2 separate regions of the Homo sapiens genome follow, and region 1 is linked to region 2. Evidence: read pairs that join two places in POLR2A ChIA-PET (ENCODE). Cell type or tissue: GM12878. All regions are shown on one strand. Links, peaks and the distances in the headings refer to the core of each region. The heading gives the core; the rest is flanking DNA.

Region 1 (6,144 bases), core at 831-5,830, 450 kb before region 2:
TACATGATCACTAAAATTACTTATTCCCCAGAGATCCCCTCCTCCTACAACACAACACCTCACTTGGCAATCATTTCATCTCATTTGACTATTCCATTTGTGATTTGTGTAGGATAGTTCATTCTCAAATAATGCTTCTGTTTTGCCACTATTTGAATGCCAGCAGCTTCCCCACCACACTAACAGATAAGCATTTTCTCTGTTCTCTATCTTGAGCCCTTGATCTGATTTTCTGGGCACCTTCCTCTCTCAATAATGACTTTACTCATAGACTGGTCCCAGAACATATACAGGAAGTTACCCTCTGACATCAGGGCCCTCATTAAACTAAAAGCCCAGTGTCCCAGACAATTGTGATTTTTCTTTTTCTTTTTTAGACAGAGTCTTGCTCTGTCACCCAGGCTGGAGTACAGTGACACGATCTCAGCTCACTGCAAGCTCCGCCTCCTGGGTTCACGCCATTCTCCTGCCTCAGCCTCCTGAGTAGCTGGGACTACAGGTGCCCACCACCACGCCTGGCTAATTTTTTGTATTTTTAGTAAAGACAGGTTTTTCACTGTGTTAGCCAGGGCTCTCCTGACCTCGTGATCCACCTGCCTTGGCCTCCCAAAGTACTCGGATTACAGGCGTGAGCCACCGCACCCGGCTGAAAATTGTGATTTTTCTACTTAAGACACTTTACTCAGCTAACTCAGGAGGCTGAGGCAGGAGGATCACTTGAGGCCAGGAGTTTGAGATCAGCCTGGGCAACATAGTGAGATTCTGTATCTTAAAAAAAAATTTTTTTTGCAGCTTTTTGAGTCCACTTAAAAATTTTTTCTCTTTTTTTTTTTTGAGACAGAGTCTCACTCTGTTGCCCAGGCTGGAGTGCAGTGGTGCGATCTCATCTCACTGCAACCTCTGCCCGCGGGTTCACACCCATTCTCCTGCCTCAGCCTCCTGAGTAGCTGGGACCACAGGCATGTGTCACCACACCCGACTAATTTTTTGTTTGTATTTTTAGTAGAGATGGGGTTTCACCGTGTTAGCCAGGATGATCTTGATCTCCTGACCTCGTGATCCACCCGCCTCGGCCTCCCATAGTGCTGGGATTACAGGCGTGAGCCACTGCGCCTGGCCAAAATAAATTTTTGTTTAATTAGTTGCACGCACCTGTAGCCCCAGCTACTTGGGAGGCTGAGATGGGAGGATAGCTTGGAACCCAGGAGTTTGAGGGTACAGTGAGCTATGATCATGCTACTGCACTCCAGTTGTGAGACAGGGCAAGAGCTCATCTCTAAAAAAATTTTTTTTTAAATAATAATTTTTAAAAAGAGACTTCAAATCCCAAATGGCAGTAAAAGGCTTAATTTTATGCTATACTATAAATAATCCACATGCAACTGCCTGGACACAACAAAATGAGTACACAGACATGAGAATCAAGTGAAAAATTTAAGCCACTCCTCAAACTTGGATAGTTTTTACTCATAGACTAGAATTCGTAAGGCTATAATTTTCAATTACATACACACAACATTTTCTACAAGCCACAGAACTTAAATTACATTAAAAAATTAAATGTTTCAATATGCCACAGAATTGTGCAATCAGCACTACGACCAATGGGATATCAGTAGTGATCTGGGTGACTATCACTATCAATCACACTTTCAGAGACATGTGCAACAAGACAACCAGAGTAGCCGGAACACCATTGGGTAAACTAAGCACTTAAATTATTCCCTCTCATCCTCAAAAAATATTAATTACAAAAATAAAAACAGGCCAGGAGTGGTAGCTCATGCTTGTAGAGGAATTTGGGAGGCTGAGGTGGGAAGATGGCTTGAGGCCAGGAGTTTAAGACCTAGGCAACATAGCAAGACCCCATCTCTACCAAAAAAAAAATTTTTGTTGTTTTGAGATAAGGTCTTGCTCTGTAGCCCAAGCTGGAGTATAGTGGGGGCAATCTCAGCTCACTGCAACCTCCGCTCCCAGGCCCAAGTGATCCTCCCACCTCAGCCTCCTGAGTAGCTGGGACTACAGGAACATGCTAGCACGCTCAGCTAATTTTTGTATTTAAAATATAATTTTAAAAATATAAGTAAATAAAAACAATGCTAGCTTGTATCTTGCCTCAAAGAAAAAACTTTGTATATGATTCCTTCTCCTTTACTCTTAAGCAAGCTGCTTTTCTGTCCAGTCTCTTTGGTCAAGTTTCTGAATCACTTAAAACACCAGAGTCCCTTTAGGTACAGTCAACCCAACCAAAAGAGCCACAACCTTTTTTTGCCCAGCCCCAGAAAGTAAATGGTGTTAACATATTTCTCAGTGAAGTGCAGAAGGGAAAAAATAAACTCTCAACATCTAAATTTTTGTGGATTATTTTCCTCTTTGCTCCATTTTCTCTTTAACCCTTTCATACTGTTTCAACTCTCTTCCTTCTCTTATTTATTCCCTCATCTCTGCTACAAGTTCTTTTTGCTCTTACTCTTCTCAGTCTTAAAGGCCAGAACAATGCCCTTTCATTTCATTTCCAACAGGAAACAAAATGTATCAGGGACTAGGAAATCTAGCTCACACCCACAGCAGCAGCTGCTACTATCACCAACAATCAACAAAATCCACAAGTATCCAAGCAATTATTCAATACCTACTGTAGATGAAATAGTGTGACAAGAATGATGGAGGAGATAAGGTACAAGACAGTTATTGCTCTCCAAGAACTGACAATCTAGTTGGAGAGATCATGCCAAAATGTGTGAACAGGTAAAACATAAAGCAGTCAGAAGACTGCAGTACATAACCTAAAAAAATAAACGAGCTGTATTCTTTGGACACAGACCAAAGAAGGCATGGCCACTGTGCTCTAGGGTCTCTCAAGGAAACTCACTCAGAGAAAGCATGAGCTAGACTCTGAGGACTCCTAAGGGCAGTAAGAGATGAGGCGGCGAAGGGAAAGCTTTCCAGGAGGCTGACCATGTATAAGAAGGAAGAATGTAAAACAGTAAATTTTATGTTACATATATTTTACCACAATTAAAAAACAAAAAAAAAAAGGAAGGAAGGAAGGACGGACGGACGGACGGACAGGTGCTTGGGCCCCTCAGCTGTCTCTAGCAGGGCAGAAAAAGCCAGCACAGAGGCTTGACAATCTGAGAATTCTTGTGTATAGACAGGAACATCCTCATGAACTTGGTCAACTGACACTGTCCAGAGCATGGTTACACACTACATAATTCCTAATATTATTTTTTCTAACCTAACATTATGAACATATCCTTTTCTTATTTTAAATACCAACATTGTATATAACCTGACAGTATGACTAAAGCAAAAGAAAACTATTGATCAACAAGGGAGAGGTGTGCATGGTGAGGAAGAGAAACCCGATTATTGTTTTCTACCAGGGAAATGCCCTCTGGAGGCAGGGGTCCAGCAGCTTTGTTATAGCCATAGTGCAGAAATCCCAAACCCAGAGGATCCATAGGTCCTCATTCTTCAGAGTTTTCTGCTCAGCACAAGACAGGAAGTCTACAATCACTTCTAGAAATTAGTCACACAAAAAAAAAAACAACTTAGCTTTCAGCTTCCAGCCAGTTGCTAATAAAGACCTGAGTATCTAAATTCAAGGTATTAGCCTTTGCCAACCATCTGGGGAAAAAAAAAAAAATCCCTAAACTAGTAGATAAAGCAAATTTTATAGAAATCATACAAGGCACACCTTAGTTATTTCTGTTTAAGTTCCAATAAAATTTATTTGGTTGACATCATGCCAAGGTGCCCTTTTGACCTCCAATTTAATCAGAAACAAAATCCAAGTAACAATTCATGAAAAAAGATTAGTGAAAACACTAAAGAGAAATATTTCCAATTTCCCATAATGGCCAGTGTTAGAGAAGGAAACATGCTTGTTGGGAAACTGTCAAAATGATCATAAAAAATGTAAATAGGATAATAACTGGCCTAAGGTACAAGACATCCAAAGGTATGTTTTAGCTTATGTGTTAAATAAAATGCTTGCTGATGGGGTAATCAACTTTGTTCATTCTTTACAATTTCCATACTAACACCCCCTAAATCAATGAAATACAAGCATAAGAAAGAATTATTATTAAAATCAGTACATGAAACAAATGAGCTCATTAGCCCAAAGGCAATGACTATTCAGGGCAAACCAGAGGGATCTGTATACTCTCAAGACATTTATCAGTCACTCACAGTCGTACAGAAGATGGTGATTCTGATGCTTATTGTATCAACCTCATAAAATTCTGAAAACTCACTTCCTGAAACGTGCAAAGTTGTGCAATTCTGCTACTACACATTTCTGGTATGGTACATCTTTCTTGAATCTGTCCCACCCCTACTTTCTAATTCTTACTAATTTGGGAATCTGAGGACCTTAGACATGCATATATTAGAAAACAAAGTAAATGTAACAAAATGTCCAAATGATGTTGACATACACTTAAATTTGGTTTCAAGCTACAAGGCCATTCAATTAGTCTGGAGGAGACATTAATTAACAACAGCTCATCCTTAGATTTAACTGGGGGGGATTACACTGGAGTTTACAACACTGCTCACCTTTAGGACAGAAGCTAAGCTGGTCATGTGCTCATTGAGGGCACCCTCAGATTCCTTGTAGGTCAAGCAAGTGAACTGGTACTCCTCGGGATCAAAGGCATCAGCCCCCTGCTGCTCCACATCGCTGGCTACTCCCACGTAATAGTCCTCTATGTCCCCAGGGTCGTCTTCTTCTTCTTCTTCCTCTTCCTCACAATTTGGGTCATAGTCCTCTTCATTGCTGTCAGACCCCTGGCTATTCATGTCCACTGACATCTTAGCATCCAGCCAAGTTGCAGATCAGGAAAGCAGTTGCTTTTTCCCCCTCCCCCCAAAACTACCGCTTTCTCAAATGCATTAGTATTTTTGTCTTCTAAGGGAGGAAAAAAAAAATAAGTGTTACTTTTTCCCCATGACAAGTTGTAACAGAAACCATTCAAGAATCAAAATGGGACAGTCCTGGCCCTAATCTCACTACAGCCTATTCCAACTCTGGTATCACATGGGGAATCTTACTATCATCCCCCTGGCCCAGGCTTATAAAAGGGAAATCCTTCCCTGGAGAGACAGAAGCAGCTAATAAATGGTAACTTCACATGAAAGGCCTGGCATGACAGGGCAAGGCTGTCTGCTCTATGTCAGAAAGTCAAATTCCAATGAACTTGTTATTCTTGCCAAAGTCCTTAAGGGAGAAGCACATCCCCACAGCTGGCAGCCCAGAGGGGAGGCAACATAAAGGTTTAACTACCAAAGTTTAAAATTTTGCTTATCATGCCCCGTTAGTATTGATACAGACAGTACATAAATAGGAACACTTCCTGCTGTAATATGTAGAAAAAGAAAACCACTGTTTCACAGACATTACTTTTAGGTGTCTGAAAAATAGGTGCATAGTTGGTAAAGAAAAAAAAAACACACATAGGTGTTCAACATCCTCCTCTAGTCTGCAAAGTTGACTGATTTTTCAGGTTTAAAGAGTTCTACTGGCCGGGTGTGGTGACTCATGCCTGTAATCCCAGCACTGTGGGAGGCTAAGGTGGGTGGATCACTTGAGGTCAGGAGTTCAAGACCAGACTGGCCAACATGGCGAAACCCCATCTCTACTAAAAATACAAAATTAGCCAGGTGTGGTGATATGCACCTGTAATCCCAGCTACTCGGGACGCTGAGGCAGGAGAATCACTTTAACCCGGGAGGCAGAGTTTACAGTGAGCCAAGATTGCGCCACTGCACTCTAGCCTGGATGACAAGAGTGAAACTCCATTGGCCGGGTGCGGTGGCTCACGCCTGTAATCCCAGAATTTTGAGAGGCTGAGATGGGTGGGTCACCTGAGGTCAGGAGTTCGAGACCAGCCTGGCTAATATGGTGAAACCCTGTCTCTACTAAAAATACAAAAAAATTAAGCAGGCGTGGTGACAGGCACCTGTAATCCCAGCTACTTGGGAGGCTAAGACAGGAGAAACGCTTGAACCCAGGAGGCGGAGGTTATAGTGAGCTGAGATTGCGCCACTGCACTCCAGCCTGGGCAATAAAAGCGAAACTCCGTCACACACACACGTACACACATACACACACACACACACACACACACGAGG
Region 2 (6,144 bases), core at 498-5,497:
CATCCTGGCTAACACGGTGAAACCTTGTCTCTACTAAAAATACAAAAAATTAGCCGGGCGTAGTTGTGGGCGCCTGTAGACCCAGCTACTCGGGAGGCTGAGGCAGGAGAACGGTGTGAAGCCGGGAGGCGGAGCTTGCAGTGAGCCGAGATCGCGCCACCGCACTCCAGCCTGGGCGAGAGAGCAAGACTCTGTCTCAAAAAAAAAAAAAAAACTTTGTGGAAATGTAGGCCAGGTGTGGTGGCTAACGCCTGTAATCCCAGCACTTTGGGAGGCCAAGGCGGGCAGATCACGAGGTCAGGAGTTCGAGACCAGCCTGGCCAATATGGTGAAACACTGTCTCTACTAAAAATACAAAAATTAGCTGCGCATGGTGGCGGGTGCCTGTAATCCCAGCTACCCAGGAGGGTGAGGCAGGAGAATCGCTTGAACCTGGGAGGCGGAGGTTGCAGTGAGCCAAGATCGTGCCTCTGCACTCCAGCCTAGGTGACAGAGGAAGACTCCATCTCAAAAACAAAAAAAAATTATAATAAACTTTGTGGCAATGTGGTTACTGATTTGTAACTTCATCCTGTTGTGGTCAGAGAAGATCCTTTGTATGGTATCTGTCTTCTAAAATCTGCTGAGACTTGTTTTGTGGCCTAACATATGTTCTCTCCTGGAGACAGTCTGGTGGACACCTGAGAGGATGTGTGGCTTTGTGCTATGAGATCCCGGTGTGGGCAGAGTCCACCTCTGGAAGGCCATTGAAGCCACCGGTTCATAGTAGCTTCTGTGCACGTTTTGTGGTGCCCTAAGGTAGTGTTTGTGCTGGCGCTCGGTGGGGCTTCATTGTGCTAATCACAAGGTTTCCTGTTTGCAGCGTGCCTGCCAGTGTAGAGCCGGTGGAGCAGCTGGGCTCGGCGCTGAGGTTTCGCCCTGGCTACAACGACCCCATGTCAGGGTAAGTAAAGCCTGCTGGCTGGGTGCATCTTCCTGGCAAAGGTGACAAGAGGGCTCAGGGGGGCCAGTGTGCATCTGGGGGACTGGGATGATTCGGTCATTGGGGTGGAGCCCAAGAAACTGTCACCATATCTGACCACTAGGACACTTGCTCCTTATGCTGTGAAGGTGTCTTCATTAGTGTGCTGGGGTGGTGGGGACGTGGGTGACTGTGGTCGGGGGTTGACAATTGAAGGGCCAGGGGTCCGGGGTACATTGACCTAGATGCTGGGTTGAGTCAGCAGATGACTGATGGGTCCCGATGGGGGCAGGAGTGACAGAGAAGGGGCTGTAGTGGGCATGCGATGATGGTAGATGGGGGCGGGTATATTGTGATTGGGCATTGGTGACAATGGTGATGGTGATGGGGTGATGGTGGTGCTGGCAAGCACATGGTATTGGGGTGATAACGGTGGGGAGAGGTCCTGGGACAACCAATGATGCCACAGTTCCTGTGTGAAGCTTTGTGGGTCATGGTTACTGTGTCAGGACTCTCCTCTCAGGGAACCAAGGAGCAACCCCAGCCCCCAAACCCCAGTCCCCTTGGCTGGGCTCCGGCCTGTGTTATTGCCACCGTAACAGGAGTTGTGACATCTTCCTGGAGGTGGAATGGGTGTGCAGCCACTAGGGCGGGCTTTCCTGCCTGGGTCTGTTCCACTTGCTGTCTCCCCTCTTCCCTGGTGGATCTAGAAGCCGCTTAAAGAAAAGGTCTGCCCAGGAGGGCAGGGTTTCCCCTTTGGAGGAAGAGACCTTGGGCTCTGGGCCTGAGTGGGGGGCTTGGGTTCTTGTTTTGCCCCATCCCATCCTGTAGGCCCAGGCAGGTGTGGGGCCTCACTGGCTACAGCAGAATCAGGGCAGGGCTCCTGTGCGTGGAGGAGGGGAAGAAGTGCAGCTGTGCCCCTCCTCAACACCTCAGGGCTGGTTGGAGCCTGAGATCTCTACAGGCCTTCCCCTCCACGTCCAGGAGCCCAGGAGCGGCTGTCCTGCCCTGAGGCCCAGGATTGTGGGCTTTCAGATGGCCCCGTGGGAGATGCCTATGCCCAGCCTGTGTGGGCCTGGAGGCAGTCAAGGAGTGGGCCTCGTCCTGAGGACAGTGGGCATCACAGAGGGTTCTGGGAGCGCTGGGGACCGAATGGAGTTTTAGGAAGACCACACTGGCTGCTCTGTGGAAGATGGAAAGAGCAGATGGGGTGGGTGTGGGAGGTGGGAAGTCGTTTCTGTAGGAGGTGGCCTCAGGCGGCTTCCTGGCCAGAGGCGCTGGAGGCCAGAGAGAGCCAGAGAGAGCCAGAGCTTGGTGGCAAGAGGTGAGGATGGAGACTTACATTCAGCAGCTCCCACAAGGCAGGGTGTGGAGGGAGTGGGAAGGAGCAGGGGCTGGACACTGGAGGAGGGCAGGCTTGTGGTGAAGTGCGCTGTGGAATGGAGATTTCACACCACGGAGTCCATGGCACCCTGGGCAAGAGCGAGGCAGTGGAGCAGATTGAAGAGCAGTTGGAAATTGTATGCTGGTCGCAGGCAACTCCTTGGAGAGTTTTAGCCGTGAATGGATGAGGAGTAAGACAGGCATTGAAGCTGGGCACAGTGCCACACTTCTGTAGTCCCAGCTACTTGGGAGGCTGAGGCAGGAGGATCGCTGTAGGCCGGGAGTTCAGGGCTACAGTGAGGTATGATCCTGCCTGGGAATAATCCCTGCACTCCAGCCTGGGCGACCCCGTGTTTTTTGTTTTTTGTTTTTAAAAGGGAGGCCGGGCGTGGTGGCTAATGCTTATAATCCCAGCACTTTGGGAGGCTGAGGTGGACAGATCACCTGAGGCCAGGAGTTCAAGACCAGCCTGGCCAACATGGTGAAACCCTGTCTCTACTAAAAATAACAAAAATTAGCTGGGCGTGTTGGCGGGTGCCTGTAATTCCAGCTACTCTGTAGGCTGAGGCAGGAGAATCACTTGAACCCAGGAGGCAGAGGTTGCAACAACAAAAAAAAGGAGTTGGAGAATCCATGTGAAGGGTTGTTCTGTTTCTTTTTTTTTTTTTTTTCTCAATGTTATAGATTTGAGCTGGGACAACAAGGAGGAGACAGTGCGGAACAAGCTCCCAGAGGGGCATAGGAGGAGGAGTGGCTTCCTGGGGTTGTGGCAGCAGGGAGGTGACTGGGGCCAGCTCAGAGGCACCTCTGACTCCCCAAGGTGTGCATGTGGGACCTGTTCTGTTAGCCCAGCTGCCGCCGTGGTGTGCATAGCACTGGGCCTCGTGTGCCGTGTGCTTGGCGTGCCCTGCTGCCTCCTGCCCCAGGCTATTTTGCCCATGCATCGAGAAGAGCAGGTGACTGGAGTGATGCTCCCCCTCCCGCGCCTCATGTCATCTCTTGTCCTCTGCTTTGTTCTGAGCCCCAGCTCATGCCTAGGACCTGCTTTATAAAGGTGCAGGAGCCAAAGAAGTGGGTGCTGGGAGGAGGGGAGGGGGACAGGGTCATCAATGACTCCTCTCTTTTGAACTCTCTCAGGTGGCTGCCTGTCTGGGTCCCAAGGAGACATCCTCTGCTGGGCATCCATGTGCTGCCTACTTGGCCAAGGGCACTGTTTGTCCACTGGAGAGTTGGCTCCATGTTGAGGGCCTGGCCCCTGCTGTCGAGGCCATGGCCAGGAGCTCAGGAGAAGCCAGGCAGGGGAAAGACCCCAGGCCAGGAGCCCCACCCCAGCTCTGCCCCACTCTCTGCCACTGACCCCTCCTCCTCTCCTTATTTTGGGACCCTTGCCTCTGGCTATCTCCCTCTGGGCTACTTTTTTTTTTTTTTTTTTTTGAGATGGAGTTTCTCTCCTGTTGCCCAGGCTGGAGTGCAGTGGCACAATCTCTGCTCACTGCAACCTCCGCCTCCTGGGTTCAAGCAATTCTCCTGCCTCAGCTTCCTGAGTAGCTGGGATTACAGGTGCCGGCCACCATGCCCGGCTAATTTTTGTATTTTTAGTAGAGATGGGGTTTCACCATGTTGGCCAGACTGGTCTCGAGCTCCTGACCTTGTGATCTGCCCGCCTCAGCCTCCCAAAATGCTGGGATTACAGGCTGAGCCACTGTGCCCGACCTGGGCTACTTTTTGAGTTCCCTAGGCATGAGGCAGCAGGCTGGAGCCTGGATCCAGATGGGCCCACATCTGCCTGGCCCAGAACCCCTGCCGCAGGAGGATGCCACCCATGGCAGGGGTTATAGTGTGGCCCTATTTGTGGGCTCAGGGTTGGCCCAGGTCTTCTGCCCCCTAGACTTTGGCAAGTGAATCTCTGTTTAATGGTGAGTGGCTCCAGCCATTCTTGCCTTATTCACTCCCCAGATAGTCTCCTGGTTGTTTTGGATCCTACTGTCATGTCCTCTTCCCAGCTCCTTGCACTCACAGGACTGTCGGGCAAGACTGTTGGGTTTCTAAGTACCGAATGGCAGAAGCTCTGGCTGCAGACCCCAAGGAGGCCACCACTGACCCTCTGCTGTGACTCCACTGCCACAGTGCAGGGGAAAGGGAGAGAGGCCCATTAGGCGAGGTGTGGCCACAGCCCCGGTGCTACCTCCCAGCCCTCAAAGCGTCCTTTCTGTGGTTCTCAGGCCCTCAAGCCTGTCTGGGGCCTTGCTGACACCAGGGTGGGGGTGCGGGTATCCCAGGTCCAGAGCCAGCCTGTTCACTGTCTAAGGTTTGGAGTCTTCCATTTCTTGGAGGCCGCCGAGTTCTCCCCAGACCCTACAATCCTGCCCAAACTCCCTGCCGGGGTGGCTGCCCCTCTGCCTTCTGCTCCCTCCTGCTTGGGCCGACTCTGCCTTTTGAGCTTGGCCCCAGCCTTGGGAGACCCCATTCCTTCCTCTCGGAGGCGTAGTTCCATTGGTACTGTAGCCACGTGTGGCCTTGTACCCTAGCCCCGCTCTGCAACCACCCCTTGAATGTTGCTTGGTTTTCTAAGGTCACCGTGCCTGGGTGGGGTCTCTGAGTGAATTTATTCATTTACCTGTCCAATATTTATTGATTAATTCACAACATTATGCAAAAATTTTTTTTTTATTGAGCACTCACTATATGCTAGGCACTGGAAATATAGTGGTGGCCGAAAGCTGTATTGGATGATAATGGTACAAAGCAGGGGCAAGACGTAGTTGATCAAATGCTCACACACAACAGAGTGTGTGTTTATGAACTGAAGTAGAAAGGAATTTAATTCCGTGCGGGCATGTGCTGAGGGGCCTGGCCTCTTCTGCATGGTGGGGAGGGTGCTCCTGGGGAAGTGACCTGAGGCCTGAGGGGTGAGCAGGAATGAGTTAGGTGTGGCTGAGATGAAAGGAGGAAAGGGCTGAGCTGGCAGGAGTATCTGCATGTGCAAAGGCCTTGAGCAGGACACAGCATGGTGCTTTCAAAGCTGAAAGGAGGGGGATGGGACTCAGCACAGAGGTTGAAGGAGAGGGGGCAGTTCCAGACCACACATGGCTTTGTGGGCCTAATAGGGAGTTTTATTTTATTTAAAATTTTAATTAAAGGCCAGGCACGGTGGCTCAGGCCTGTAATCCCAGCACTTTGGGAGGCCAAGGTGGGCAGATCACCTGAGGTCGGGAGTTCGAGACCAGCCTGGCCAACGTGGTGAAACCCCATCTCTACTAAAAATACACAAATTAGCCAGGTGTGGTGGCACGCACCTGTAGTCCCAGCTTCTCGGGAGGCTGAGGCACGAGAATCACTTGAACCCGGGGAGGCGGAGGCTGCAGTGGGCTGAGATTGCACCATTGCACTCCAGCCTGGGTGACAGAGAAAGACTCTGTCTCAAAAAAAAAAAAATTAAATTAAAAAATAAAATTTTAATTAAAGATTAAAAATTAGCCTGGGCAACACAGTGAGACCCTGTCTCTACAAAAAATAAAAAAATAGCCGAGTGTGGTGGTGCATGCCTGTGGTTCCAGCTACTTGGGGGACTGAGGTGGGAGGATCACTTGAGCCTGGGAGTTTGAGGCTGCAGTGAGCTGTGATCGTGCCACTGCACTCCAGCCTGGGCAACAGAGTGAGACCCTGCCTCAAAAAAATAATAATAATAAAATTTCCTTTATTGTAAATTTCACTGTCTGGTGAGACAAATCCCAGATTTTTCTTTTCTTCCTCTTCTTTTTTTTTTTTTTTTTGAGACAGATTCTCACTCAGTCTCCCAG

Evidence for each region. ChIA-PET counts read pairs that join two places held together with the same protein. Peaks named below come from ENCODE experiments on the same cell type or tissue, not always from the same donor. Only the 100,000 strongest peaks of a DNase experiment are listed, where the experiment ranks them.
Region 1: POLR2A ChIA-PET joins it to region 2 with 6 read pairs; 6 of 35 experiments call an interaction of 5 or more read pairs at or near these places.

The regions. Positions count from the first base shown.
Region 1 is chr3:48,926,239-48,932,382 of GRCh38, reverse strand. It overlaps ARIH2 (ariadne RBR E3 ubiquitin protein ligase 2), which reads right to left. Exons shown (of 16, transcript NM_006321.4): 3 at 4,570-4,921. The coding sequence starts at 4,824. Among named protein-coding and RNA genes, the nearest start is that of ARIH2OS, 9.9 kb to the right of the region's middle. RefSeq lists an enhancer at 5,390-5,449. In GM12878, for the core only: no CTCF peak of the experiment used is centred there; no DNase peak of the experiment used is centred there; H3K4me3 peaks cover 671 bases; H3K27ac peaks cover 1,590 bases.
Region 2 is chr3:48,473,976-48,480,119 of GRCh38, reverse strand. SHISA5 (shisa family member 5) reads left to right here. Exons shown (of 6, transcript NM_016479.6): 3 at 863-943. Among named protein-coding and RNA genes, the nearest start is that of TREX1, 11 kb to the right of the region's middle. RefSeq lists enhancers at 599-648, 4,990-5,849. In GM12878, for the core only: no CTCF peak of the experiment used is centred there; no DNase peak of the experiment used is centred there; H3K4me3 peaks cover 533 bases; H3K27ac peaks cover 913 bases.